Linked DNA regions of Homo sapiens: region 1 is linked to region 2. The links are chromatin loops, found by intact Hi-C in ENCODE. Cell type or tissue: heart right ventricle. All regions are shown on one strand. Links, peaks and the distances in the headings refer to the core of each region. The heading gives the core; the rest is flanking DNA.

Region 1 (16,467 bases), core at 2,589-7,588, 490 kb before region 2:
AAACATGCCCCTCCATGTGAAAAGTTAATATCCAGATTTAGTAAGACTTAAGATTTGCCCCTACAGGGTGGTGTTGTGAACCCTCACTTCTATAGGGCAGCTTCCCACTTCGTCCTCCTAGGAGGCTCCTTCCTTTTCCCCAGGCCAGTCTCACTGCCCACCCCCATCCTGTCCTCTTTTCTAGGGAATCTGTCCCTCACCCCTTCCTTCTGTCTTCAGTCTCTGTCCCCTGGATCCATCCGTCGGTATTTAGATGCGCTCAGACTCACGTTAGATACATCAGACCCTTCGTGGCTCTCCCCTGTCCTGGGCCCCTTCCTTGCCACATCCCTTTGCCCAGTTCCCTTTACCACCAGAGTGAAATAACCTGCTCCGTTTGGTGCCATGGATTCCCTACCCCACCAACCCCGTGTGTTCCTCCTCTCCCGACTCCTTTCGGCTCCATCTCTAAAGCCCAACTCTGGGTGAGGTTTCTCACAACCCCATTGCTAAATCCTGTTAGCATTCTTTGGGTTTTATTCTTTGGGTTTTGCGCTCTCCATTGCATTTAAACCTTCCAGAAGTTCTGGCCTGGGCCTCTGTGGCCCCCTGCTCCTCGGCCCCATGCTCCTCCAGTTTTCCTCCTTCTGTCTTCGTCCTTCCAAGCCTGCAGTCTGCTCGCCTCCCGTCCCTGCTGGATGCCCTTTCTAGAGGGTTTGTTTGAGCTGCCTTTGCCCTTCCCCCAGGTGGAGCCATGGCTTCTCTGTGTGCTGACTGTAACCTCCAGCCAGAACTCAACTGGGGGCGTTTTACTGCCCAGCAGCCCCTCTGCTTCAATACTTCATGTCCAGACTTGGCACAGCTAAGACTCAGCCCGACAGACAGGCTCCCCATCTTCTGCTCTGCGCCTCAGTACAGGCCCCTGCCGTCTTCCCTCTAGCGTTAGCCAGAAACCCAGGATCTTCATCTCAGCCTCTGCCTCATTCCTCATGGCCAAGGCATCCCTGTCCTGTGCCTTGTGCTTCGTTAGCTCTCATGTCCCCGCTGAGCACCAGCCTCCAACCCCACCCGGGCTCCCTCCGCCCCACTGACGCCCCTGTGAATGTGGTCAAGCCGCTTCTCTGATGCAACACGTGGCTTCCCATTGCTTTTGGGGTAAAAGGCCAGAACCCAGAATGGGGCCTGAAGTCCTGCCTGACCGCATGGCCTCCTTGCTGCCCCCGGGAAGCCCCTGTGATCCCCAGGCTGGAACAGACCCCCACTCTTATCTGAGCTCTTTAGACCTGGGTTCCTCTGCTTGCGAAACAGTTTTGTCACTAGCCTTTAAACACCTGTCTCTCCTGGACACTGGCCTTCCGCAGCCTCTGTCCCCCTCTGCCCAGTCCCTTTCCTGGCACCTTGCCTACACCAATAGTTAGTGATGGGTGTTGAGTCGCTAAAGGGAAGCTGGTGGTCTTTCAGAGTAGAATTGGAAAGCTCTTCATGAGGATATTTACCTGTGGTGCTATGTGTTTACTGCTATTAATCCAGATTTTAACTATAAATCCTTAGGTCCATGAATTTCCCCAACCGCTTGAAATCACAGGAAATAGTTATTTGATAGATGTACTGCCCAGTATGGCACCCACCAGCCCTCTCTGGATGATATTTAAATTAGTTGAAAGTGAAATAAAATTTAAAATCCATTTCCTCAGCCTTACTGGCCACATCCCAGCTGTTCAGTAGCCCGGTGTGGCTAGTGGCTGGCCTAGGACAGCAGGCAGAGAACTTTCCATGGTCACCGGAAGTTCTGTCGAGCAGTGCTGGGCTTGAGCGTCTCAACTTCCAGGCTCAGAGGCCATGGAAAGCTGGAGGTGGTGCAGAATCTGCCTTTCCTCACTCCATGGCCCCAGGCAGTTTCCCATTCTAGGGGTTCTCTGGGTTACTAAGAACCACGGGCAGCCGTAGATGGCTCCAGTGGGTGCACCCTTGAAGCAATGGGGATTTTTACTGTACAACTTACTCGAAGTGATGCCAAAACCATCCTTGAGAGGAAAATGCACTCCTTCCTGAAAATCCTGATTGAGATTTACTTGTTTGACTTTTAGATTCAAAAAGCGGTGAGGTCGATGCCACGTCAGACCAGGAAGAGTCAGTTGCTTGGGCCTTAGCAGTAAGTGCTGCCTTTAGTAATGAATGGACAGAGGGGGCGCTTGGGGGCTCAGGGGTCCATCAAAGCCCATGTGGCCTGAGGCGGGCAGCGCTGCCTGCACTTTTCTGGAAGTCCTCTCCTGAGGCTGGCTTTTGCTACTTCCAAGTCTCGGATTTCCTCGTGTCGATTCCCTTCAGCGGTAAGGCCCTCCTCTCAGTCTAGCACCTGGCAGCCAGTTCTACCCCCAGTGCAAGCCTGATTCACGATGATTTTCACTCTGCAGATAAAGCTGTCAGTGTGGTTGGCAGGGCGCCATCTGCCTGGATGAGCACACGACAGGAAAGCTGGGCTCTCGGTCAGTCTCCCCTACAGGGGCAGGGTAAAAAGAGAGGTGTTCTAGGGAGTATTTCCAGGTCTGTCCTCAAATGCCCCAAGTCACAAGGTCGCCTCATTGGGCAGCCGTCACTAACCCAAACAGTAAGTGTCATCTATATGTCTGTTTCCCAGAGTGCCCCCTGGGTCACAGAAACCACCCGTTTTCTTATGGGATGTGCTTCTTATCCTCCTTGGTTGGGATAGATGCGAATTTACACAGAGCTTAACCAGCTCCAGCATCTTTCCTGGCCCCCGTGTCACACTCTGTTGCCTGCCAGAATACCTGATGCATGGTTTTCCTCTAAAATTGCTACTTTTGTGCAGAGGGTTTCCCACGCACCCATGTGTGACTTTCAGTGACTAAGAAAAAGGCCGTGGTCCTGGGGAAGAAAGTGGATGCTCACTGAGAGATTGTGTAGGGATTGGAACAAAGGGGAAGTGGGTGGTACCAAGAGTCAAGAACCAAAGTGCCAGCCCCACTCAGCAGAGGATAGAGGGTGACGCCCTCTATTTCCAGTGTCTAGCAGGGGAGGGGTAGGAGAGCCTCCTGAGCTGGAGCACTGAATTTCTGTTTTTGTTTTTGGTTCTTTTGAGATGGAGTTTCACTCTGTCACCCAGGCTGGAGTGCGGTGGGGCAATCTCAGCTCACTGCAACCTCTACTTCCTGGGTTCAAGCGATTCTCCTGCCTCAGCCTCCCAAGTAGCTGGGACTACAGGCGCCCACCACCATGCCCAGCTAATTTTTGTATTGTAGTAGAGATGGACTTTCACCATGTTGGCCAGGCTGGTCTCGAACTCCTGGCCTCAAGTGATCCACCTGCCTCAGCCTCCTAAAGTGCTGGGATTACAGGCATGACCCATCACACCCAGCCAGGAGCACTGAATTTCTTATAAACTTACCAGTTTGAAGTTATTACCAGTAGTTGAGTCCTGAACTCACCTATGAATATTCAGATTTTTTTTTTCCTGGTCTAGCAATGCTGTCATAAACTTCTCTAGACATGGTTTTTTTGTGTGTGTGTGTCTTTTTACATTCTTTTGGATTATTAACATAGCAGGAAGTGAAAAAGTGACTTTGAATAACATCATGGAGGTGAAAGTGACTTTGAGTAGGATCATGTAAAGATTTGTACATTAATGAGCTTGCCAGTTTGTTCCAGAAGCCAAAAGGTCAGCTATACTCAGAAGCTCTTAAAAATTCTGACTTCTCTTTTTTGATCAGCCTGCAGTGCCTCAAAGCCCTTTGAAAAATGAATTAAGAAGGAAATACTTGACCCAAGTGGATATACTGCTACAAGGTGCAGAGTATTTTGAGGTAATCTGTTTCCCAGTTGTTTGTTTTTATATAATTAGATCATAAACTAAATACATTGAGGTACAGTGTTATTATGCTTTTTGTTTTTTCTACAGAACCCATAAAGAGCATTTGAAGTAATGATTTCCAAATTGTTTTATTCACATGCTGACATACTTGCTCTTCTTGAATAAACACTCCAGGTCCCCCAGGGCAGCGCCATCAGGAAGGTGGGAGCCCTGGCAGGGGTGCTCTGCCCACTGTTCTGGGGCAACTCACAGAAAAATCTAGTGGGGCAGCCAGGCACAGTGGCTCATGTCTGTAATCCCAGCACTTTGAGAGGCCAAGGCAGGTGGGTCACTTGAGGTCAGGAGTTTGAGACCAGCCTGGCCAACATGGTGAAATCTCATCTCTACTAAAAATAGAAAAATTAGCTGGGTGTGGTGGTGCGTGCTTGTAATCCCAGCTACTTGGGAGGCTAAGGCAGGATAATCGCTTGAACCCAGGAGGCGGAGGTTGCAGTGAGCTGAGATTGTGCCACTGTGCTCCAGCCAGGGTGATAGAGCAAGACTCTATCTCAAAAAAAAAAAAATCTATTGGGGCCACACACGGGACTCTTAAGAGCAGCCCTGACCTCTGGACCAGGATTTGAAGCTGCATAGTTAGGGAAGCAATAGTCCCCACATTCCCTGGTGCGATCAGGCTAGAATCAGCTGCAAGGTGAGGAGGCTGACCCTTGGCACCTGTCCCGCCTGCTGAGAGGTCATGTTGGGAGGGGGGGGATGTGATGGCATGAGAGGTGGGCACACTCACCTGCCAACCCCTCTCTTAAGGTCAGTGCCCTCTGCCATAGAATAAAGGACATTGCAACACCAAATACTTAGGAAGTACACATTGCAGAATAAGAATTCATCTCCAGAAAAAGGCAGCAATCTCACAGGGGTGTATGTGTTTTCTTACTGTGCTGCTGACCAGCGGAAAGCCTGTATTTGTGGACCACCGACTTAGTGGATGTACCTGAAATGCTTTTTCCTTTAACCCAAGGCAGCAAGTGGTGTCCTCTTGGTTGCTGTGTTGATCCAGGGAACAGATTAGGGTTAGGAACGAACGGATCTACTGGGTCTTCTTTGTCCACCGTCCGGTTGGCCCCTAGGTGTTCTTGTGGTCTGAGTATAATGCTAGACAAAGAAAGCTACCAGCGCCCCTGGGGTAAGAAGTTACTGGCAGGTGAGTGGTGACTGTGGCTGGAAGCTATCCTGGAGACCACATCAACTGTCCAGATCTTAGTAGGACATATTTTCTTCCCACTGCCCGAAGCCTAGCTGGCCACTGTCACCACATTCACACGCTTGTCGACATGGCTGTGCTAAGATGCACAGTCCGCATCGTCAGGGGAGAACCCAGCTCCTTGCACCCAGTTGACACCTGGCAACTTTTTTCTTGTAACCACTGGCTCTGATTTCAGTGTGCAGGTAACAGAGCTGGAAGGGATGTACGTGTGACTCCGCTGCCTTCACTGGCCTCACCTGCCGTGCCTGCCCCCGGTGAGTGTGACATAGAAACTGTATGAACAGTGCGTGTTTCCTTCACTTTTGTTGGAGCTGCGTGGCCCCTCAGAGCTGCTCATACTGGCCACGCCATCATTTCCTGGTGTGTTTCATCAACATAACTTGTTAGAGATATACTTGGATTTCACTGGAAGATTAAGATGTTTCAAAATGAGCTGTTTTCTCCTCCACGTCTGCTCTTTATTCCAGTTTACTAGCTTGAAAAGTTTTGCATCTCCAGAAGCACAGGACTAGTACAGTGAACACCCTTCACTTGTTTCACAATTAACATGTTGTCATATCTGCGTTATCACCCCCTGCCACACACGTGCACACACAGTGTGTATTTATTTGCATTTGTGTATGCATTTATCCCTAAATGCCTCACACATACCTCCAAAAATCGGCTAATTCTCCTTTATGACTACAGTACGCTTAACACAGGCCAGAAATTGAACATTGATGCGGTACTGTTCTACCCATTGTGCCAGTGACGTCCTTTGCAGCCTTTCTGGTTTGCCTGATCGTTTCCGGACCCACTCAGGCTGGTACCACCGTTGCGTTTAGTCTCCCTCCATCAAGAGCGGCTCCTTGGCATTTTCTCCCTCATGGTCACCTTTCATATTATTGCCTTTCTTGAATAGCACAGGCCAGTAATTTTGCAGAATGTCCCTGAATTTGGACCTGATTGCTTCCTCGTGGTTAGGTTCACGTTAAACATTTTTGGCAAAATTACTACAGGGATGACGTGTCCTCTCAGAACATTTGGTCAGTCTGTCCCATTCTTGGTGACTTTTAGGCTGGTCATTGAGTTAAGGTAAGACCTTACTTCGATGTTTCTCATTGCGACAGGCCCTTTTTCCCTGGAGTCATCTATGTGTGATTCTTTGAGATCTCCTAGGAACCTTTTCTCTAAAAGCTTCTCACCCAGTGACTTAGAAGCCAGCAATGCGGATCGCCTGGGTGGAGGTCCCCGCCCAGGTTGTTTCTGTCTCTGCCGTTCCTTGGCACACGTCAGTTGGCATTATTCTGCTCAAAAGAGCTATCTCCCCTCTGGTTCTTTTTTTTGCTTCCTGTAGTTCCCTCTCATGCTTTGATTTATTTTATTTTTATTTTTTAGGATCAGTAGGAATTCATGGAGTCTTTTTGTTCTTTGATTCACATGTTATAATCCATTGCCGGTATGCAATTTGACGCTCAAGTAACCCCAGATTTAGCTGTCAGGGAGCCCCTTTCAGGCTGGCTTTTGTGTCGTGTAGTGCAACGACATGCGTTTTTGAGCACTTCTTCACCCCTGCCCTGATGCCATATCTGCCTCTCCCAGTTCTCACCAGCCGCAGTGAGTTAACACGTGCTCATCTGGTCAATTGTACAGCATAAAATAACTCTAGCATTGCAGCACCTGCTACCACTCTTCACAACCATCTACTAAATAAGCTTGAAAATTTCCAAGCAGCTCTTTTTATCCTTAGACAATATCTCTTTAAGAGGCAGACACTCAGAGTATTTGGACTCTTTTTTTTTCTCTTTATCAATTTAACATACAGATTTTTTTTTTGTTTGTGTTCAATTTTATGGTTTTTTCCCATCACTGTTGGTTTTTTTTTTTTAAATATAGGAAACATTTACATGATGCAAAAGTCAAAGCTATATGAAGAGGTTTGTTTAGAAGTCTTACACCCCTTCCCATCCATGTAGGTAAACAGTGTTGTCATTTTTCAGTTTCTAATTAGCTTTTGAAAAGGCATCCATCTTCTAAACAGCCTAGAGGGAAAGGAAGACACCTTTGGGAAATGTACGATGGAGAGTAGAAATCAAATTTTGATACCAAAAAATATCTCTGAGAAGAGTCTACTCCTACACATTTGTGGTGTTTTTGTTTTTGCTATTGCTTAAAAAAACATAGTCCTGATCCAATCTTAAGTTCTGTCATCTGTGCACATGGATGGTTTAGAATGGTAACACACCTTTACTTTATGTGTATCTTTTCTCCCAGGATACTGCAGTCGTATCTCCAGAAAGAGTCCTGGTGACCCAGCGAAACCAGCTTCATCTCCCAGAGAATGGGATCCTTTGCATCCTTCCTCCACAGACATGGCCTTAGTACCTAGAAATGACAGCCTCTCCCTACAAGAGACCAGTAGCAGCAGCTTCTTAAGCAGCCAGCCCTTTGAAGATGATGACATTTGCAATGTGACCATCAGTGACCTGTACGCAGGGATGCTGCACTCCATGAGCCGGCTGTTGAGCACAAAGCCATCAAGCATCATCTCCACCAAAACGTTCATCATGCAAAACTGGAACTCCAGGAGGAGGCACAGATATAAGAGCAGGATGAACAAAACATATTGCAAAGGAGCCAGACGTTCTCAGAGGAGCTCCAAGGAGAACTTCATACCCTGCTCTGAGCCTGTGAAAGGGACAGGGGCATTAAGAGATTGCAAGAACGTATTAGATGTTTCTTGCCGTAAGACAGGTTTAAAATTGGAAAAAGCTTTTCTTGAAGTCAACAGACCCCAAATCCATAAGTTAGATCCAAGTTGGAAGGAGCGCAAAGTGACACCCTCGAAGTATTCTTCCTTGATTTACTTCGACTCCAGTGCAACATATAATCTTGATGAGGAAAATAGATTTAGGACATTAAAATGGTTAATTTCTCCTGTAAAAATAGTTTCCAGACCAACAATACGACAGGGCCATGGAGAGAACCGTCAGAGGGAGATTGAAATCCGATTTGATCAGCTTCATCGGGAATATTGCCTGAGTCCCAGGAACCAGCCTCGCCGGATGTGCCTCCCGGACTCCTGGGCCATGAACATGTACAGAGGGGGTCCTGCGAGTCCTGGTGGCCTTCAGGGCTTAGAAACCCGCAGGCTGAGTTTACCTTCCAGCAAAGCAAAAGCAAAAAGTTTAAGTGAGGCTTTTGAAAACCTAGGCAAAAGATCTCTGGAAGCAGGTAGGTGCCTGCCCAAGAGCGATTCATCTTCATCACTTCCAAAGACCAACCCCACACACAGCGCAACTCGCCCGCAGCAGACATCTGACCTTCACGTTCAGGGAAATAGTTCTGGAATATTTAGAAAGTCAGTGTCACCCAGCAAAACTCTTTCAGTCCCAGATAAAGAAGTGCCAGGCCACGGAAGGAATCGTTACGATGAAATTAAAGAAGAATTTGACAAGCTTCATCAAAAGTATTGCCTCAAATCTCCTGGGCAGATGACAGTGCCTTTATGTATTGGAGTGTCTACAGATAAAGCAAGTATGGAAGTTCGATATCAAACAGAAGGCTTCTTAGGAAAATTAAATCCAGACCCTCACTTCCAGGGTTTCCAGAAGTTGCCATCATCACCCCTGGGGTGCAGAAAAAGTCTACTGGGCTCAACTGCAATTGAGGCTCCTTCATCTACATGTGTTGCTCGTGCCATCACGAGGGATGGCACGAGGGACCATCAGTTCCCTGCAAAAAGACCCAGGCTATCAGAACCCCAGGGCTCCGGACGCCAGGGCAATTCCCTGGGTGCCTCAGATGGGGTGGACAACACCGTCAGACCGGGAGACCAGGGCAGCTCTTCACAGCCCAACTCAGAAGAGAGGTAGGTGTGTTTCTGTTGGTTGAATGTGGTTTATGTGAGTGACTGCTCTTTGGACAGAGGCTTTTTATGGTAGGAATCTTTGCGCCACGTTTAGTGAATCTCAGCCGAATTCTTACATACGTGATCATTTTCTGAGCTTTCTCCCAAATGCTTTTCCTTCCTGTAAAGTCAGCGTCTCTATCAAGAATGTGTCCCTGTGTAAGATGCATCGAGGTAAAGCAGAAAGTGCTCTTGCAGAAGTTTCACACTTTCCATTAGAATGCATTCAGAGGCTTTTTTCCTGCAAATCCTCACTTACTACGCTTTATTCGTCTTTGTCAAACCTTCATTTCTAACCTCTTCATCTGACACTCAGAAAATAGCTGTTGTAAGGCGAAAGTGATCTAAAGCGAATGACTTCCTATTTCTGGATTCCTGGTAGGGAAAGAGCAAGAGTGGCCTGGGAGAGCCACGAGCACAGTATTCTCACAGGTGCGAGGGGTGCCCTGCAGATATCTCAGTGCTCAGTGTTAAAACTTCTGCACCTTGTTCTGCAGCTTAATTTGTGCGAATCATGTCAGCTAGAGTTTTAGTCTGCGTGTGCCCTTTTCTCTAGAGACAGTGGGGTGGGGTGGGTCAGTGGGAGTGAGTACCTTTGTTGGCATTAAAGGTTGGATTCCCCAGCACAGCTTCTCTGTGTGTCCACAGTCAGGATCTGGAGGATGCGACTTTCTTAACCCACAGGTGGACGGGACTTGACTGTGGGTTTGATTTGGCCGGTTCCTTTGGGTTTTGTGTGTTTGTGGTTCCAGCAGGTGAGGCCGTGTCTCCAGTATCCTCTTCCCTTGTGCCCTAGCCTGGCGATGTGCCTCTTCTCTGAGGTCATTTGGGTGGACCCTGCCTGCCATAAGTGTCCCATTTTCTGTTTCTCCCACCTGGACCCGCCTGGCCTGCGAGCCCTTCTCAGCCACTGGCTCCTGCCGTGCGTCCAGCTCAGAACCAAGGTCTGGTATGCCTTGTTCCTTCTGTGGTGCCTGCCTTCGAAGCCTGCAGTCCCGCCTGTGCATGGCAGAGACCACACTCTCAGACCGCCAGCGGCCTCCTGTGGCTTGAGCCCCCTGGGGCCTTTCTCACTGTCACTCTGTCTTCCCAATGCCCTTGGACTGCTCAGGGCCACCTGCTCCAGGGTCTGCCGTAGGACAGCCCTTCCCTTCCAGGGAACTTTCACTGGCATTCTCCCCCTACTCCCCAGTTCTTTGCTATTGCATCCTCGGACATCCTCCCTAGACTCCACCCACCGCTCAGCTGCCTGCTCCGTGCAGGTAACCCCCACCCTCCCAGGGGCTGCACATGGTGGGTGCTGCAGTGGGGAGCTGTCTGGACACAGACCAGTCTCATGGGTTAGCGGCTCAGGCTCCTTGGCTCAGTTCTAGAAGCTCCCAGGTTTTGTTGGATGTTTTGGTTTTCAAAGTTATTTTCGTGTATAAAGTCATACTGTGTGAGCTAACCAGAAGCAGATGAAACAAGCCTTGGTTGTCATCTGTCTTCCCAGTTGAGGATGGACATACGTAAGTGTTCAGGTGATGGGAAAGGTTTTTCTCTGCAGGGCCCCAGCTAGGGTCAGGGGCACTGTGTGGGCAGGGCCCTCGGAGCTCCTCCCCTGGCAGTGCACGGCTAACAGCAGTCTTTCCCTCGGGTCTTGGTCTCCAACTGTGTGCCTGATGCCCACTCCTGTGCCCACTTGGGGCTTTTTCAGACCAAACCACCAGCCGGGTGACTTTCAGCCACAGTTAGTGAAGCCTTCAAGAATCTCAGCTACATCTTCATGGCAGACACTTCATGGAGGCTGCTTTGAGGCAAAGTTTATGCGTTCTGTTTAACAGATGACCTCTCAAGAGTCTCCTTCTCAGTTGAAAGGGGAGAATTTCACCAAAAACAACTGTCCGGCCCAGAGAGAGATCTGAGGTTTCTCCTGGTCTCCCACACATCAGAGCTCCTCTGCTCTGCTCGTCCTGCTTGTCTAAACCTAACTGCTTTTTCTCAGATAGTGCCCCAGCTCTTCCTTTTACCATCATCCTGCCCCTGGGATTTTGTCTCGTGCCTTTTCCCACCTTGTTCCATGATCTGGCACCGTGCCAGTCGCCTGCAGACCCCTTTCCATGAGTGACATCTGCCCCAGTGCTCCGTGCAGAGGCTCCTGCCTTGCTTTTTCACCTGCTCAGTCTAAAGGGCTTTCTTCTGGCCCAGCCACACAGGAGGGACCTCGGCCTTGTAGAGAATGGTGTGAGGTTGCATTATTGTGGGACCATCCTGAGGACTCAGCCCTTGGTGGCCCCGCAGGGCCCTCCCAGCTACCCTGGAATTTGATAGCAAGTCAAATCATGAACACCCCAGGTTTCATTTTAAACCACAATATAAACATGTTTAACTGGTTTCCTATGTTTTTCTGCTTTTCCCGCTTAAATGATAGATTTCTTGAGGAAAGAGACCAATTCTTCATGAGCTGCAACTACATATGGAGTTTTCATGCCTAACGTCTGAGTGCTCTCTGTGTGCCAGGCCATGCTGAACCGTTTTTACGTCTTATCTTCTTTCATCCCCACCAGAACCCCTTGATTAGATCGATTCTGTCCAATAGGCAGGCTGTCTCTCCTTTTAATAGATATGGAAAAGTAGCTTAAGTCTTAGAACTCCTAAATTCACTCGTGCAGCAGCGCTAGCTGGGCCAGGGTGTGGGATGTGGACTTCCCCACCAGCTTGTGCTCCCTGGGGGAGTGTGGGGAGCAGGGTCGGGGGGTTGCCATTATATTTTTGTTGTTTCTTTAACATAACTTACTTATTTAACGTAATGCCACTTTCTATAAGTATTTTTATACATGCAATGGAATAAGTAGAAAACAGTTAACCTTTTAGTGGCTGGCATTGGGAATTCTAGAATTTTGCTAACATCATTTTCTTTGTCTTTTTTTTTTCCTAGAGGAGAGAACACGTCTTACAGGATGGAAGAGAAAAGTGATTTCATGCTAGAAAAATTGGAAACTAAAAGTGTGTAGCTAGGTTATTTCGGAGTGTTATTTATCTTCCCACTTGCTCTCTGTTTGTATTTTTGTTTTGTTTTTGATTCTTGAGACTGTGAGGACTTGGTTGACTTCTCTGCCCTTAAAGTAAATATTAGTGAAATTGGTTCCATCAGAGATAACCTCGAGTTCTTGGTGTAGAAATTATGTGAATAAAGTTGCTCAATTAGAATTTTTAGGGTTCTCTTTGATAGGCCTGTTTTTCTGATGTGTGTGTTTTTTTTGGGGGGGGGTTATTTGTTTGTTTGTTTGTTTGTTTGTTTGTTTTTGAGACAGTCTCTCTCTATCGCCCAGGCTGGAGTGCGGTGGCACAATCTTGGCTCACTGCAACTTCCGCCTCCCGGGTTCAAGCGATTCTTCTGCCTCAGCCTCCCGAGTAGCTGGGATTACAGGCGCGCGCCACCACGCCTGGCTAATTTTTGTAGTTTTAGTAGAGACGGGGTTTCACCATATTGACCAGGCTGGTCTCGAGCTCCTGGCCTCGTGATCCATCTGCCTCGGCCTCCCAAAGTGCTGGGATTATAGGCGTGAGCCACTGCTCCCAGCCGTGTGTTCTTTTTTAAATTTAGATATGTCCAGAGAATCCTCTCTCCTGTTTCCCATTTCATTCGAGAATATTGTTTGCTTGTGAGACGTAAGTTCGAGCCCTGCATGCAATGACCCTTGAAGGAAAATAAACAGTCCTGGTGGTCCCAGACGCTCCTGCAGCCACAGCGCCTGTGACTCCTCATGATTCTTACTGAAGCTGTTGATGACAGGATATCATGGTGACGTTTTTGTAATGAAATATTTCACATATTCAGAATACATTGGTGAAACTCATGCTGGAGTAAATAGTTAATATATGGCCATATGAGTTTGGGTTTTTTTTTTTTATGAAAGATTTAAAATGAGATTAAATTACACATTTTTCATTCCCGCCTGCCGCCCCAGGCGATTGCTCTCCTGATGTCAGGTATCACCCCCATACCCTGCCCCATATCTCTTCCCCCCTGCGTCTTACATTGGGACCATGTTATGTGTGTGTGTGCGTGCGCACCTGCATGCTCAGGCTGCCATAACAATGCTGGAGACCAGGTGGCTTAAACAGTAGAAGTTTATTTTCTCACAGTTTTTGAAGACTAGAAGTTTAAGACAAGGGAGCCAGCATGGTTGGGCTCCGGTGAGGACTCTTCCTGGCTTGCAGAAAGCTGTCTTCTTGCTGTGTCCCCACATGCTGGAGAGAGCAAGGTCTCTGGTATCTTAGGAGGGCACTAATCCCATCATAAGGGCCCCTCACTCATGACCTCATCTAAACCTAATCACCTCCAGAAAGCCCCATCTCCAATACCATCATGCCAGGGGCTAGGACTTAATCATAATTCAATCCATAGCCTGTGAGTCAGTAAGGAGGGTGCACGCTGCTGAGAGCCGAGAACCTCGCCAGGTGCTGCAGACCTCACAGACGGCTCATTTCCTCAAAGAACAGGCCGGCAGTGTAATGCTGGCTCAGGCTCAGCCAGGGCCAGAATGGCCCCTACAGATCTAGAGCCTTCCCTCAGGCCTGCTGCTTCCTAAAGGACAACGCGACCCACCCTTTCCTCTTCAGGAAAACCATCACTGCAACCCAGAACTGCTTGTGCCTCTCCTTCCCCCACACCCAGCAGACAGCTGAAACCTTGCTGCCCGGGCCAGGCCTGGCTGCCAGAAAGGCCGGTGTTCTGTCATCCAGTGGAGGAAGGTGAGGTGGAAGGATCTGGGCATGGGTCTTGCCAACTTACAGATCTGCCAATAAGGGCCCCATAAACTATATATGGTATAGTCTCTCTGTTTCAAACTATATGAGTAAATTAATACTGTACATATGCTACAGTTTTGTTTCATCAAGAGACTGAATATGACAAGAGCTGATAGATGTGGGCATCTCACTTTGAGTTCTCTAGGTGGTTTATTGTCCTGGATGTCTGCGGACGGGTGCAAAATCCACCCGTGATCCTTGTGCATAACTGTCAACTATCTGTGGCACACACACACCTAGAGGCAAATTACAGGTCACGGATGGGTGTGCCTTGAACTTCCATAGTTATTGCCAAATTGCTCTCCCAAATGGCTGCCCCAGTTTGCCCAATGTCCCACAATATAAGAGGTACCTTTTCCCCACATTATCGCTGCCAGTTGCTGCCAGTCTGAGCTCTGGCAGGTGTAAGATGTGTTGCTTCACAGTTTGCTTTCTCTTGATGACTTGTTGAGCATGTCTTCCTGGGAGTCCTGGTTTTTTAAATGTCCTCAGGACACTGGTTTTATATTTGCCTCTTCCTGATTTGGATGTATTCTGGATCCAATGATATGAAACAATCCAGTTTTTAACTTCTATCATCTATCATTTGTCATTTAACTTTGTGTTATTTTATTGTATGGAAGTTACATTTTAACACAATGCTATGGTTCGGATGCCATTTGTCTTGAAATTTAATTGCACATGTAATTGTTAGGGGGTGGGGGCCTAGTGGCAGGTTTTTGGGTCATGGGAGTGGACACCCCATGAATAGATGAATGCCCTCTTGAAGGAGTGAGTTCTCACTCTCTGTGAGAGCGGGTTGCCTTTGCACCTGCCCACTCACCTTTCTGCTTTTCCACTGTGTCTCGAGATAGCACAAGGCCCTCACCAGAAACCAAGCAGATGCCAACATCATGCTCTTGGACTTTCCAGCCACCAGAATTAGGAGCTAAACAAACCTTTTCTGTATAAATTACCCAGCCTTGGGTATTCTGTTTTAGCAACGCTAAACATACTAAGGCAGATAACTTCCTCCTTTTTTCTGGCTTCTGCTGTTACTTTTAAAAGAAAAACTACCATACTCTCAGGATAAAAAAAATACTGTACTGTCTTAAATTTTGCTCTCTCCATTTAGGTCTATAAACCATCTGGAAATGTTTCTGCACAGGCATGGAAGGAGAGCCAATTGTACAGATGTACAGCTGCCTCCTTGTACTCTATCGAATGGTGCACTCTCCCCACTGCATCAGTGGTGTTCAAGCTTGTTTAGCAGCAATACTCTTTATCACTGGGCAGGAAATCAAGTCACCATTTGCTCCACAAAACAGTTTGAAGACCACTGTTCCAGAGAAGGCTTTAGCACGGGTTGGATTTTGGACAGCATAGCAGCTCTCTCCTGTTGATGGGACCCCGGATGGTGAATTCCTTTGGCAGTTGGACTGGGAACAGTTTGGAAGTCCTGGTTTACCTGCTCTGGGGACACCTAGACTATTCTGATGGCCTGAGCATAGCAAAAGCCTTCCCCACACTGCCCCTCTCTTCCCCTACATGTTCTTAGACATGGGGCTAATTTCTCCTTTTTGACCAGCAGCCAAATTCTGTTCCAGGCCTCACTGGGCTCCAGTTGCAACAGTCCAAACTTAACTTTGGTAACTTTAAGTCGCAAAGGGAAGGGCCTGGAATAAATGTCAGTTCCTCCATGCGGCCTTTCTGGATTGTCTCCAGACTTGCACACCCACCCTCCTGTGCCACTGTAGCACTTGCACCCTGGCTGCAGTCCTCCCTCTGATGTGTGTTGTGGTTAGGTGCCTTTCCCTTTAAGAAGTGTCCTGGCCTGGCACGGTGGCTCACGCCTGTAATCCCAACACTTTGGAAGGCCAAGGTGGGTGGATCACGAGGTCAGGAGTTTGAGACCAGCCTGGCCAACATGGTGAAACCCCATCTCTACTAAAAATACAAAAATTAGCTGGGCGTGGTGCTGCGCACCTGGGCTGAGGCAGGAGAATCACTTGAACCCAGGAGGTGGAGGTTGCAATGAGCCGAGATTGCGCCACTACACTCCAGCCTGGGCGACAGGGCAAGACTCCATCTCAAAAAAAAAAAAAAAAAAAAAAGAAGAGTCCCTGGAGACAGATGGGACACTCTAGGCCTCCCCTCACCGCTTGGCACAGTGCCTGGCCTTAGGCACGCTGTCAGCATGCGTGTGGATGAACTCCGAGTGAAGACACAAAGCTAGTTTCCGACCCTTTGGGCCAGTGGGCTGTCAGACAAACGTACTTGGGGGGAAATCGGAAATGAAGTGGCTCATTAAGGCCAAAGTTCCCTTTGCCTCATTGTCTTGGTTCTGGGCTGTCACCACCTTACAGTCACAAGTCTACTCCAACGACAGTGGAGGTTTATTTCAACGGAAGGAAACAAAAGGATACTAGTTATTTTACAATAGTGTTTTTCCTACAAACTAAACTTCTTACAAACTAAATTAAAAAGGGCTTGCATTTGGCACTAAGAAGACAGTTTACGTCTTATGTTTGGACCACCTAGGACATTCCTTGGGGTGAAGCCAGAAACCCATGCTGACTACAGCTATCCAAGACTGTGAGCGTCTCCAGGGCTGCCCTCCTGACCCCGGGATCCGGGTCCAGCTGTAGTTCCTGGAGGGCTGAGAGAGAACACAAAGAGGGAAGGTTCAGGCCCCGCCCAGTCAGGACCACATGCTGCATGCCCTGGGCAGTGATG
Region 2 (13,085 bases), core at 226-5,225:
GAGGGGCGGGGACGCACAGGGGAAGAAACAGTTCATTCCTTCATTCCGCGGGGGAGCCGGGTGACCTGAGCAGGGTTTGGGATTGGAATGGAGAGGTCAGATATGAAGGGAGTTTCCCAGGAAAACGCAAAAACGGGGAGACTACCCCTACCAGGTGAGCAGAGCGGGTGACGAGGGATTTTGGTGAAGCCGGTAGCAAGGCGGGTGCGGGAGGCAGGGAGGTGAGCAGCGGCGCCAGGATGCAGAGTAGCCTCCCGGCCCTGCTCTGAGGCAAGGACTTCAGTCCCGTGGGCACTGGAGCTGGCAAGGGGGTTTGGGAAAGCAGAGGAACTCATGTGTCTGGGCAGAGAATGATCCATAGGAGAGAAGACTAGAAATAGGGAGGCCATTAAAATGCTGTTGCCGGCCGGGCGCGGTGGCTCACGCCTGTAATCCCAGCACTTTGGGAGGCTGAGGCAGGCGGATCACGAGGTCAGGAGATCGAGACCATCCTGGCTAACACGGTGAAACCACGTCTCTACTAAAAATACAAAAAATTAGCCTGGCGTGGTGGCGGGCGCTTGTAGTTCCAGCTACTCGGGAGGCTGAGGCAGGAGAATCACTTGAACCCCGGAGACAGAGGTTGCAGTGAGCCGAGATTGTGTCACTGCACTCCAGCCTGGGCAACAGAGCGAGACTCCGTCTCAAAAATAATAATAATAATAATAATAATAATAAATGCTGTTGCCTACACCTGTTAGGAGCTCAGGGGACATCCAGGCCCCAGAACTCATCATTTTAGAGTCAAGGAGGCAAGGGCATGAACGTGACGGTTAAGAAGCAGAAACCGTGGCTGGAGAGGAGGAAATCTGCAATTACCAGAAAGTACTGAGATTGTCACAGACAAGAGGAGCCAAGGAGACATGATGACTAAACGTCACGTGGGTTCCTAGATGGGATCCCAGAACAGAAAAAGGACATTAGGTAAAAGCTGAGGACATCAGAATTAAGTATGGGGCTTTAGTTTAATAATAATGCATCAATATTGATTCCCGGGTAGGAGGAGGGTGAGGATTGAAGAACTACCTATCGGGGATTATTGTGCTGATTACTTGGGTGACAAAAGTATCTATCTGTACACCAAACCGCCATGACATGCAATTTACCCATGTAAAAAACCTGCACATGTACCCCCTGGACCTAAAATAAAAGTTGGAAAGAAATAAGTATATTTTACTGGAAACAACATTTGAGTCACTCAGTGTGGCAAATGTACCCTACTCATGTAAGGGTTAATAATAGGGGGTTTTGGGTGTGGGGGACCTCAGTATAACATCTTTGCAACTTTTCTGTAGATCTAAAACTACTCAAAATAAAAAGTGTATTTTAAAAAAAGAGGATTAGGCTTGGTAAGAATTATATTCTTAAAGCAAAGAAAACTGGCATAAATGTTCTTTGATGATGAAGCAGCTTTTTTGTTCTCCTGGTGAGCGCACAGCGCTGTTCCCCTGGAGATCTCAGGAAGGGCTGAGACATCAACTCCCCCAAAGCGGTGGCCTGGAAGAGCACATTCCCTCCGGTGCCTCTTTATTGAATGAGTCACACTATGAATCATCTCTAACGACAGCCTGCTCCCTGAGTCTACCCCACCTTGAGGGCATATCAAGATGGCAGTAATAACACACTTCACGTCCAACCTAATTCTTCTTTGTGACACGTCAGTGAAGAGGCGCAACTCCTGTCAGAAAGAACCACTTCACATTGGAGAATATAAAAGGGAAACTTGAAAACATGGGAATCATCCAATTTTTACCCTGAACTAGGGTCATGATTGTCATTTGGAGCAGCACATTTCTCCACTGCATGTGACATAGAGCTTCTGGTCCCCAAGCATGTGAAAACCAAAAACCACCATACACATTTCCAAATGTCCCCAACTCCCACCCCGCACCTGCCCTACTCCTCAAAGATCAGTAAATGCGACTCAGTCCTGTGAAATGAAACTGGAAGGAAGAAAGGTTTTTTAAATGTTAAAGGAGTAGGAAAACAGACACCCTAAAAAGGAATTAACCACACATGTGACAAAATTGCAGAGAACTGAATACACACACTAGTACAAATCCAGTTGTGGAGATCTCAGTCAGATGAGCAGACTGGACCCACGTCGATACCCCGCTGGGATATTGTACTGTAGCTTTACATGATGTTGCCACTGGAGGAAGTTGGGTAAAGCGTTCCTGGGGTCTCTCCGTATTACCCCTTACAACTGCATGTGAATGTGCAAGTCTCTCAATGAAAATTTCTTTTTTTTTTTCTTTTTGAGATGGAGTCTCGCTCTGTTGCCCAGGCTGGAATGCAATGGCACAGTCTGGGCTCACTACAACCTCCACCTCTTGGGTTCCAGCGATTCTCCTGCCTCAGCCTCCTGAGTAGCTGCGATTACAGGCACCTGTCACTATGCCCAGCTAATTTTTTGTATTTTTAGTAGAAACGGGGTTTCTCCATGTTGGCCAGGCTGGTCTTGAACTCCTGACCTCATGATCCGCCCGCCTCGGCCTCCCAAAGTCCTGGGATTACAGGCATGAGCCACCTCGCCCAGCCTGAAAATTTCAATGGAAAAAAAAAATAGCAAGGGCCAAGGGCAGTTGTTGTTGAATCCTAAATGCTAATCTCCCTCCCCCCACTCCACCAAACTCTCCTACTTCCATTCAGCACCATACAGTGGGCAAAGGTCTAGTTATAGACTCAGGGACACCAGCATTCAAGCCTTGACTCTCACTAGCTGTGTGACCTATGTGTAAGGTACATAACCTTTCTGAACCGCAATTTCCTCATCTAAGAAATATGAATGATGCTACTGATTTATAAGTACTACTGAAATGGTTACATGTCAGATGTGAAGTACTTGGCACAAGGTAGGCACTCCATCAATAGCAGGGATCCATCCCCCTTCTCCAGCCCTTCATTGCTGGTTGCAGAACTTTCTCCATGCAGCACCTTCAACTGCTCTGTACCCCGTTTCTTGCACTGCATCTGTCCCAAAAACTCTGGGCCACACATTCAACCTGCACGTAGACTTCCTGCCTCCTGATACCAAGGGACACTACATGCCAGTAGACAGCCCCACACATGTGCAGGCTGAGCTGAGCCAAGCTTCCACTTTCTGCTCAGGGCAGCTGGCTGCTCGCTTCCTCCCCCAACTCCCTCCCCAGCGTGGCCAGCTGCAGGCCATAAACAAGCCAGCACCTGGAGGGCGTATCGAGACATTTTGGCACCAAAATAACTAGGAGGGTAAGGGCTGTGCTGACCTCTGCTCTCCAGGGATTGGTCTTCCAGCCCTTCCCTCCAGCTCTCTCACCCACGTAGTTCCAAAGGTCGGGCTTATTAACGTCCACCCTGACTTAGGATGTCCTGGGGTCAAGCAATGCAGGAACCAACGGGCTGGTCCTCTCACCAGGCACCACAGGGCAGAATCCCAGGCCCTGGGCTAGCCCAAGAGCTCTAGCAGGAGCTAAACACAGCAGCCTGTGTGCTGTGGCAGAGGACAGGGGAAGGGCTCAGTGCAATGGGGAACAGCTTTGGGAATCCTCAGAGGAGTGTGCCACCCTGGCCATCCCTTGTCTGCGTGCCCTGAGGGGAGCATGGGTTGAAATGGTCGTGCACCATTACCTTAGCATAGAGAGAAAAAGAACGAGGGACTGTGTCTGATCCTGCTAACTCGCAGCCTGAAGGACCAATCTTCCACCTGTAGTCTAGTGTATTATAAATCCTCCTCCCAATGCCAGGATGCGTGAGCCAGCACACGGGTCCACACCTCGCTTTGTCTGGGATCCCATCCAAGCTTCCCAAGTGGAGCCTCCTCATCTAAATCCCAATCTCCAGGACCCGAACAGCTGGAATCCTTCTGAACAACCCCAGATGCTGGGAACCTTCATGTGTATGGAACCCATACCCTGGCCAGCCCTCTGTCGCCATGTTCCATCCCAGAAGCCTGATCCACGTGTACTCCCCATCTAGAACCCCTCCCACTCACCCTCTGCCTTCTGTGAGTGGGTTGAACTGTGGAGGAATCTCCAACCCCCCTTTACCCTGCTCCCTTAAAGCATGGACCAGAGATGGACCAGAGCCTATGCATCTCCATCCTCTCCTTGGCCGCCATGAGCCTGTTCAGTATCTGTGCCATCAGCAGCAGGCCCGGTGGGTACCTCAGGGCAGGAAGGGACCCCACAAAGGAAAGGCCCTGGTATCACCTCTATTATCCCTCCTCCACCTGCAGTTCACCTTCCTCCCTGACACTCAGAGTGCTCTCCCCTATGCCTCTCACGCCCAGTCTCAGTGAAGCACGCTCTAAGTAAGCCCATGTGACTCACAATCAACCCCCTTTTCTGGGACTCTCCATCTCCAGGGCTGGGCTCTGCCATCGCTGACCACGGGGTGTTGATCCTCCCAGCCAAAGCTGAGCCAGTTGGATTCTCCTTCCCAATAACTGCCCACTGGGACCAAGAGACGCAGAGCTGGGAACGTATGGTGCTGAGCTGCATGAAGAGCCGCCCTGGAGAGTGGGTCCCTGACCCCTGAAGCTTCTCTGATTCCTGCTTACCCCAGGTGTGGCAGCTCAGGTTTGTCCTTCAGTTCTCTGATCACACCGGGGTCCTCCCACTACATTCCTTCTCCCCACCTTAATTTAACCAAATCTGATTTTGCTTCTTGCATTGAATAGAACTTTACCAACAACCCAAAGCTCAAACAGACACCTGGACCCAAAAGTTGAATCATTAACCAAGAGTATTTTTGTCCACAGATGTTCTCTGCCCTATTTAACTTAGGAGGCTCTTTAGGGGCCTGGAAGTTGGGACTGGTCAGGTAATTAGAAACATACACTGGTGGCCAGGCGCAGTGGCTCACGCCTGTAATCCCAGCACTTTGGGAGGCTAAGGTGGGTGGATCACCTGAGGTCAGCAGTTTGAGACCAGCCTGGCTAACATGGTGAAACCCTGTCTCTAATAAAAATACAAAAAATTAGGCGGGCATGGTGGCACACGCCTGTAATCCCAGCTACTCAGGAGGCCGAGGCAGGAGAATGGCGTGAACCCGGGAGGCGGAGCTTGCAGTGAGCTGAGATCACGCCACAGCACTCCAGCCTGGGCAACAAGAGCGAAACGAAGGAAGGAAGGGAGGGAGGGAGGAATAAAGGAAGGAAGGAAGGAAGGACAGACGGACAGACGGGAAGGCACTGTTTCCAGAGAAACAGCTCAGACTGGGACTCCTAGGAAAGCCCCTGGACACACCGAGGGCCCCACCTGGTGAGCACATTGATTTCCAGACGCCTTCTCTCCCTCATGGGAGTGGTGAGCCCTTCCGTGGGAGGCTGGCCTCCCTCTCCCCAACCCTCCCACTCCAGGGACCCTAATGGTGGCAGCTTGTGTCATGTCATCAACTCAGCCTCCCCAACAAATCAACCAACTCATGACCCAGGGGAGAACAAACAAGCTTTATTTCTCGGAAGAAGACTCATCCTTTCATACGCAGCATAACTCCAAAGGACTAAACTGTGGGGCTTTGCTCGTTGCACTGGTAACTACAGGTCATTTTCCGGCATCCTGAGCCGACATCTTCACTCATCAACGTCATTCTTGTCTCTCTTCCCCTCCTCAGCTTCTCCTGCATCTTTCAGATTATGGCGAGCAAACTCCTCAAAAACTAAATTTGCATCCTGATAACTAAAATAAAACAAACAACATTTTGATCATTGCACGCCCTTTGAAGCTGAAACTGAAACAAGATCCTTGATCTTTTTGCAACGAAGGAACTGATCAAGGTTTTCCCCATGATAGAACATGGGGGCACGCCATTTTCCTCAAGGCTTCGTTTAAAATTCCTTTAACTAGCACCAATGGGAGAAAACAAAGGCACGCGCAGAGTGAGCAAGCACACCCAGTGTAATGGTGCGTGCGTGCCGTAAGCACTAGGGAGCAGACGGGAAGTAGCGGATGTGCCTCCTGAGCCGGCAGGAGAGCTTGGGATATGTGCAAAGACTCAAAGAGGGTTTTGTGCTGGAGGAGAAGGTCCCAGAGCATAGGACAAATCAGGGCCACATTCAAGAGGCTCACTCACCTTTCCTTAGCTGTAAGCATGGAATAAAAGGGAGGCAGGGAAGAGGGAGAGAGAGACATTTGTTAGTCTAAATTCTATATCATAGCTGTACCTAGAAAATGTCTACCTTTTAGGTGACTTTACAATTTGAGAGATAAGGCCTAGATACATGCAGTTCATGATCACTGCGTGTAATTCCTGCCTCCCTGCCTTTCCCACTGGAACAGCTTTTCTCCTTGCATTTTATTTATTTTATATTTTATTTTATTATTTTATTTTATTTGAGACTGTCTCTCTCTGTCACCCAGGCTGGAATGCAGTGCCACAATCTCTGCTCACTGCAACCTTTGCCTCCTGGTTTCAAGAGTTTCTCGTGTCTCAGGCTCCCAAGTAGCTGGGATTACAGGCATGCGCCATTATGCCTGGCTAATTTTTGTATCTGTAGTAGAGAAGGGGTTTCAACTATGTTGGCCAGGCTGGTCTCAAACTCCTGACCTCAAGTGATCTGCCAGCCTCAGCCTCCCAAGTGCTGGGATTACAGGCGTGAGCCACTGCGCCCGGCCTCTCCTTGCATTTTAAATCACTGCTTCCTTTACAATGTGCCACAGCCTTCACCTCCTCACATGAAACCCCCCCAGTCTCAACTCTAGGATGCTTTCCCTGATCAGCCTTGCCCCCTCTGATGTCGCTTCTCCTTTCTTATTTATTTATTTGAGATGGCATCTTGCTCTGTTGCCCAGGCTGGAGTGAAGTGGCACAATCTCGGCTCACTGCAACCTCCGTCTCCCAGGTTCAAGTGATTCTCCTGGCTTAACCTCCCAAGTAGCTGGGATTACAGGCACCCACCACCATGCCTGGCTAATTTTTGTATTTTTAGTAGAGACGGGGTGTCACCGTGTTGGCCAGGCTGGTCTCGAACTCCTGACCTCAAGTGTTCCGCCCGCCTTGGCCTCCCTGCCCAGCCAGTTGCTTCGCCTTTCAAAGTATTTCTCCTTCCATGTCCTCGGGACCCCATTGAGGTCAGGGTCGCCAGGGTGCCGTGAGCATGTGCACCCTGGCACCTCCATCTGTCAGGCTTCAGAGGCCTGAGACCTGGGACTTGACGTTCACCAGCACCCCAGGGTTAGAGTGTGCATTAAAGCTTGAGGACCAACCCCCAGCCGCAAAGTTTTCAATTTCTGTTAACATATTGATTTTGTTGTTGTTGAGTTATGTTTTCACATGTGTTGTATCCCCAGACTAACTGCTATTAATTTGAATGGTTTTTGTACTTTTTTAGCTTTCTGCCCACCTAGTTTTGGGGAGCACAGCGGCGATTTGATGGTGAGCCCCTACTCTCGCCTCTGGTGCCCACCTGGAAGCCAGCACTGGGAGGGAGTGTCTATGAGGGTCGCTACGTACAGGGGCCCTAGAGAGGCTAGCTTGTCAAAACATCCCCTGAGCAAGAAATACCCTGCGGCCCACAGTGCTCAGCGAAGAAATTACACTAAGCGGGACCATCAGCCTTGCAGAGGTAGACAACAAGGAAGAATCAAATCAGCATCTTCGGATTCAGTAAAGATGCCCTTGACAGGGGACAATAAAAACTTGGTAGCATGTCACAGCACTTATTACACACAAATTACTTGGTCCCCAGGCTCCAGCAGGGCTTAACTACATATAGCTTATGCTTTCTCTGCTTAGAATCCTACCAGCCTAGACTCAGGGAGCCGAGAACTAGGCAGAGAAGACAGGAGAGATGACATTTATCTCTAGAAATCTCATCTATCTCATATCTATCTCATATCTCTAGAAATCAGAATTTTGTAACCATGGGGTGATTTGTCTTAACCTTTGCTCCCAGAAATCTCACAGTACAAAAGATCATTGTTTCATCCTGACATTGTGATATGTTCACTGTTAAGGCCATAATGACTGGAACGTGAAAGTTGTATATGGAAAAGAATTTAAAAAAATTAAGTCAGGCCGGGCACGGTGGCTCACGCCTGTAATCCCAGCACTTTGGAGGGCTGAGGCGGGCAGATCACCTGAGGCCAGGAGTTTGAGACCAGCCTGGCCAACATGGTGAAAACCCATCTCTACTAAAAATACAAAAATTAGCCAGGCGTGCTGGCGCGTGCCAGTAATCCCAGCTACTTGGGAGGTTGAGACAGGAGAATCACTTGAACTCGGGAGGCGGAGGTTGCAGTGAACCGAGATCATGCCACTGCACTCCAGCCTGGGTGACAGAATAAGACTATGTCTCAAAAAAAAAAAATTAAGGCATAAAGTCTACTCAAAGTTCCAGAAAACAACCCAACATAAACTATGACATCTCCTCAAGTGACTATCTTTTTAATGTCCTTGAAAGGAACCAGAAAGCATCTTAATCCCACACCATGAAAAAGTAACATTTTAATGACACAAGCATAAATGAACTGAAAACATATAGCTGGACTACATTTTTCTCCAAGGGACAGTTTTGGAAAAGTTCATTGAGGATCTGAATCCAAAGTATTTGGAAGAGCTATTTTGAAACAAAGTACTGTTGAGACAAAACCTAAAATGAATAGTGGGGGCTCATTCTAATGTTTAAACGGCATTTCACTACCAATATAGAAAAGCTATTTGTAAAGTATGAGAAAAATAAACCCTGCTTGTTTATACCACTTTTACTTAAAATATCCCTTATTCCTATACCTACGGAGAGTTCTCATTTAGACAGATCTGTTTTTCTTTCCCGTCAACTAAGCTGCCTCGATGCAGAGAATGTTTCTTCAGAATTTCTGAGATTTCACCTATATTATTTTTGCTGCTTCATTTACCTTTTTAGAAAGAGAATGATTGAGATCAAATTCATATATCATACAATTTACCTTTTCACAGTCGACAGTCTAGTGGTTTTTATATGTTTTCAGAGTCATACAACTATTGCATCATTTCGCATCCATACAAGAGCCAGTAGATTTATAATTCAAATGAGCTGAGGTGTCAGGAACCCAGCCTGACCCTCTTTTCTAGTATTTTCTGTATTCTTACCATAACTGCCACTGTCAAAAATAGTTATCTTCAGGCCGGGCGCCGTGACTCACGCCTGTAATCCCAGCACTTTGGGACGCTGAGGCGGGTGGATCACCTGAGGTCAGGAGTTCAAAACTAGCCTGGCCGACATGGCGAAACCCCGTCTCTACTACAAATACAAAAATTAGCCAGGTGGGGTGGCAGGCGCCTGTAATCCCAGCTATTCAGGAGGCTGAGGCACGAGAATCACTTGAACCCGGGAGGCAGAGGTTGCAGTGAGCCGAGGTTGTGCCACTGCACTCCAGCTGGGTGACAGAGACTCCATCTCAGAAAAAAAAAAAAAAAAAAAAAACCCCAAAAAAAAACAGTTATCTTCAGCCAGGTGCAGTGGCTCATGCCTGTAACCCCAGCACTTTGGGAGGATGAGGCAGAAAGATCACTTGAGCTCAGGAGTTCAAGACTAGCCTGAGCAACATGGCAAGACCTCATCTCTACTAAAAATCAAAAACATTAGCTAAGGGTGGTGGTATGCCTGTAGTTCCAGCTACTTCAGAAGCTGAGGTAGGAGGGTGGGTTGAGCCCAGGAGGTTGAGGCTGTAGTAAGCTTGATCACACCACTGCACTCCAGACTGGGTGACAGAGTGAGACTCCGTCTCAAAAAAAAAAAAAAATTATCTTCTTTTAAATGTCTGTTAATGCTTTCAAATGAAACATGAGGCCTTTTGTTTCCAAATGAAATGCAAAATCCTCGTGCTCTAAAATTAAGTTTTTACCTAAATCATCTTTAATTCTAAATCCAGGTCTGTTGACAGCAGAGCTTCTGCTCTTAAATCATTCATGATAAAACCTCACGAGATTGTCCCTGTCCAAGAGCAAGGATGCTACATCTTGCAGACTCCAGCTGAAGGTGGATAATCTACCCGGCTCAGCGCTGAACAGATGGGCCCTCCCTTCCCCCCAGACTATTCACCTTGTAGATCACATGGAATCTCTTACACCTGGCCACTCCCATGCTCTGAGATGCGGTCAAGAAAGACTAGAAATACATCAACAATAAATCTGCAAGTAGCAAATAATTAAAGAAAGCTAAAAAAGGACATAACTGACCTGGGTCCTCAGGCTGAGGGTGCATGAGGCGGAATGGGACCTCAGTGGCGACTTCACTAGAAAAAAAGAATGAAGATTGGTGTGAACACCCATACACACAATTGTAAGTAACACAGCAAAGACCTATGGCTGCGGAGAGTCACAAAAGATCCCCAGGCCCAAGCTGAAAGACAATGCAGTGGGAACTTTTTTTTTTTTTTTTTGAGATGGAGTCTCGCTCTGTCGCCCAGGCTGGAGTGCAGTGGCGCAATCTCGGCTCACTGCAACCTCCACCTCCTGGGTTCATGCAATTCTCCTATCTCAGCCTCCCGAGTAGCTGGGACTACAAATGCATGCCACCATGGCCTGGCTAATTTTTGTATTTTTAAAAAGTAGAGATGGGGTTTCACCATGTTGCCCAGGCTGGTCTTGAACTCCTGATCTCAAGTGATCCACCTGCCTCAGCCTCTCAAAGTGCTAGGATTATAGGCATGAGCCACCCTGCCCAGCTTCATCATTTTAAAGTGCACAATTCGGTGGCATTAAATACATTTACGCTGTTATGCAACCATCACCACTATCTAGTTCTAGAACATCTTTATTACCCAAAAAGAAAATCTCATCCCCCTTAACCAGTCACTCTCATTTTCCCTCCCTATAGTCCCTGGCATAACCACTAATCTGTTCTCTATCTCTATAGATTTGCCTGTTCTGGATATTGTGTGTAAATGGATTCATACAATATGTGGCCTTTTGTTATTGGTTTCTTTCACTTAGCGTAGTGTTATTAGTATAAGGTTTATCCATGTTGTAGCATGTACTAGTACTCCATTCCTTTTTATGGCTCAGTAATATTCCATTGCATGGATATACCACATTTTGTTTATCCCATTCATCTGTTGGTGGACATTTGGGTTGTTTCTACCTTTTGGTATTGCAAATAGTGACAGCTGCCTTTTAAATTATGCACGAAGCAGCAGCAAGTTAAGAAACATTTGAGACAGGCATTGAGGTTATGTACTGCATCATCTCAGCTCTTAGTCGGGCATAGTGGCGTGCACCTGTAATCCCAGCTACTCAGGATGCTGAGGCAGGAGAATTGCTTGAACCAAGGAGGCAGAGGTTGCACTGAGCCAAGATCATGCCACTGCACTCGAGCCTGGGCAACAGAGCAAGACTCTGTCTCAAAATAAAATAAAATAAAATAAAACAAAACGGTTAAAATGGTAAAATTTGCCAGGTGTGGTGGCTCATATCTATAATCCCAGCACTTTGGGAGGCCAAGGCAGGATCATCACTGGAGGTCAGGAGTTCGAGACCAGCCTGGCCAACATGGGGAAACCCCGTCTCTACTAAAAATACAAAAATTAGCCAGGTGTTGTGGCACACGCTTGTAATCTCAGCTACTCAGGAGGCTGAGGCGGGAGGATTGCCTGAACCCAGGAAGTGGAGGTCACGGTGAGCCGAGATCACGTCACTGCACTCCAGGCTGGGCCACAGAGTGAGACTACATCTCAAAAAATAAAATAAATAATATAATGGTAAAATTTATGTTATGTGTATTTTACCGCACACAAACACACACACACACACACAAGCTGGCTGCATGGAGTGTGCCAGTTTTCTGGGTGTGTATGTGTGTGTCCTTACCCAGGCATAGGTCTAGCTGTGGTCCCAAAGAAATCTGGTCCCAAAGAAACGCCTATGAGCCACGGTTCTGTGATGCATCCGAAGGCAAAGCATCATTCCTAACACCTCTGAGCACAACTGTCCAGAAAGCAGCTTTCATCAGAAACCGTTTTGGAGCCCCAAGTTTGCTGCCTTTGATATCTTGAGAAACAATCAAACAAGGAAGGTGAACAGGCTTACCTGGAGGTGAGCTCTCCCAGAAAGCTAGAAAACACAAACAAACGCCTGTCGTTAACTGTCACAGTGGTAACACGACCCTTTCCCATGATTCAGAGGCAGGACACAGCCCAGCTCTCATGGCCCTTGCACCCGAACTCACAACATCCAGGGTCTTCCCATCCCTTAATGTTCAACTTCATTACCTGTGACTTCATCTCTTTCTCAAGATGATTAGTTTAAAAAGGCCGGGCATGGGGGATCATGCCTGTAATCCCAGCACTTTGGGAGGCCGAGGTGGGCGGATCACTTGAGGTCATGAGTTCCAGACCAGCCTGACCAACGTGGTAAAACCCCATCTCTACTAAAAATACAAAAATTAGCCGGGCATGGTGGCAGGCGCCTGTAATCTTAGCTACTCGGGAGGCTGAGGCAGGGGAATTGCTTGAACCTGGGAGGTGGAGGTTGCAGTGAGCTGAGATCATGCCACTGTACTCCAGCCTGGGTGACAGAATAAGACTCCGTCTCAAAAAAAAAAGTTGGCTGGGCACGGTGGCTCACACCTGTAATCCAGCACTTTGGGAGGCTGAGGTGGGCAGATCACTTGAGGTCAGAAGTTCGAGACCAGCCTGGCTAACATGGTGAAACCCCGTCTCTACTAAAAATACAAAAATTAGCCAGGCATGGTGGTGGGCACCTGTAATCCCAGCTACTCAGAAGCTGAGGCAGGAGAATCACTTGAACCTGGGAGGTGGAGGTTACAGTGAGCCGAGGTCATGCCACTGCACTCCAGAGTGAGAGATTACATCTCAAAAAAAAAAAGTCAAGCCCTAACATTCAAGATAAGTCACAAGAGGTCATTGTGAAATACCTGCTGGTTGCTTTCCTTGACTGCTAAAAGAAACTCCACCCTGTTTTTAGATCCTTTTATGCACTATCCACAGTGAAAAAAAAAAAAAAAAAAACACTATGCTAACGAAAAATGCAAAATAGACCCATGTTCTACTTTGTTAGAAATTTGGGAAACTCTTTTTAAACGCTTATTTTCCTCAAGGGAATTCTTTACTACTTAGAAGTATGAA

What was found. A loop is a pair of places that touch in the nucleus more often than their neighbours do. Peaks named below come from ENCODE experiments on the same cell type or tissue, not always from the same donor. Only the 100,000 strongest peaks of a DNase experiment are listed, where the experiment ranks them.
Region 1: it touches region 2 in a loop (6-fold over the local background); 2 of 110 quality-filtered maps call a loop at or near these places.

Annotation. Positions count from the first base shown.
Region 1 is chr2:233,833,061-233,849,527 of GRCh38, reverse strand. HJURP (Holliday junction recognition protein) reads left to right here. Exons shown (of 9, transcript NM_018410.5): 5 at 2,067-2,131; 6 at 3,708-3,800; 7 at 5,245-5,323; 8 at 7,323-8,919; 9 at 11,876-12,826. The coding sequence ends at 11,951. MROH2A (maestro heat like repeat family member 2A) reads right to left here. Exons shown (of 42, transcript NM_001394639.1): 42 at 16,110-16,390. The coding sequence ends at 16,269. Among named protein-coding and RNA genes, the nearest start is that of HJURP, 13 kb to the left of the region's middle. In heart right ventricle, for the core only: no CTCF peak of the experiment used is centred there; no DNase peak of the experiment used is centred there.
Region 2 is chr2:233,339,421-233,352,505 of GRCh38, reverse strand. SAG (S-antigen visual arrestin) reads right to left here. Exons shown (of 16, transcript NM_000541.5): 13 at 12,028-12,051; 14 at 10,180-10,235; 15 at 6,094-6,103; 16 at 5,451-5,699. The coding sequence ends at 5,594. Among named protein-coding and RNA genes, the nearest start is that of DGKD, 8.5 kb to the left of the region's middle. RefSeq lists an enhancer at 2,906-3,005. In heart right ventricle, for the core only: no CTCF peak of the experiment used is centred there; DNase peaks (open chromatin) are centred at 3,145 and 3,434.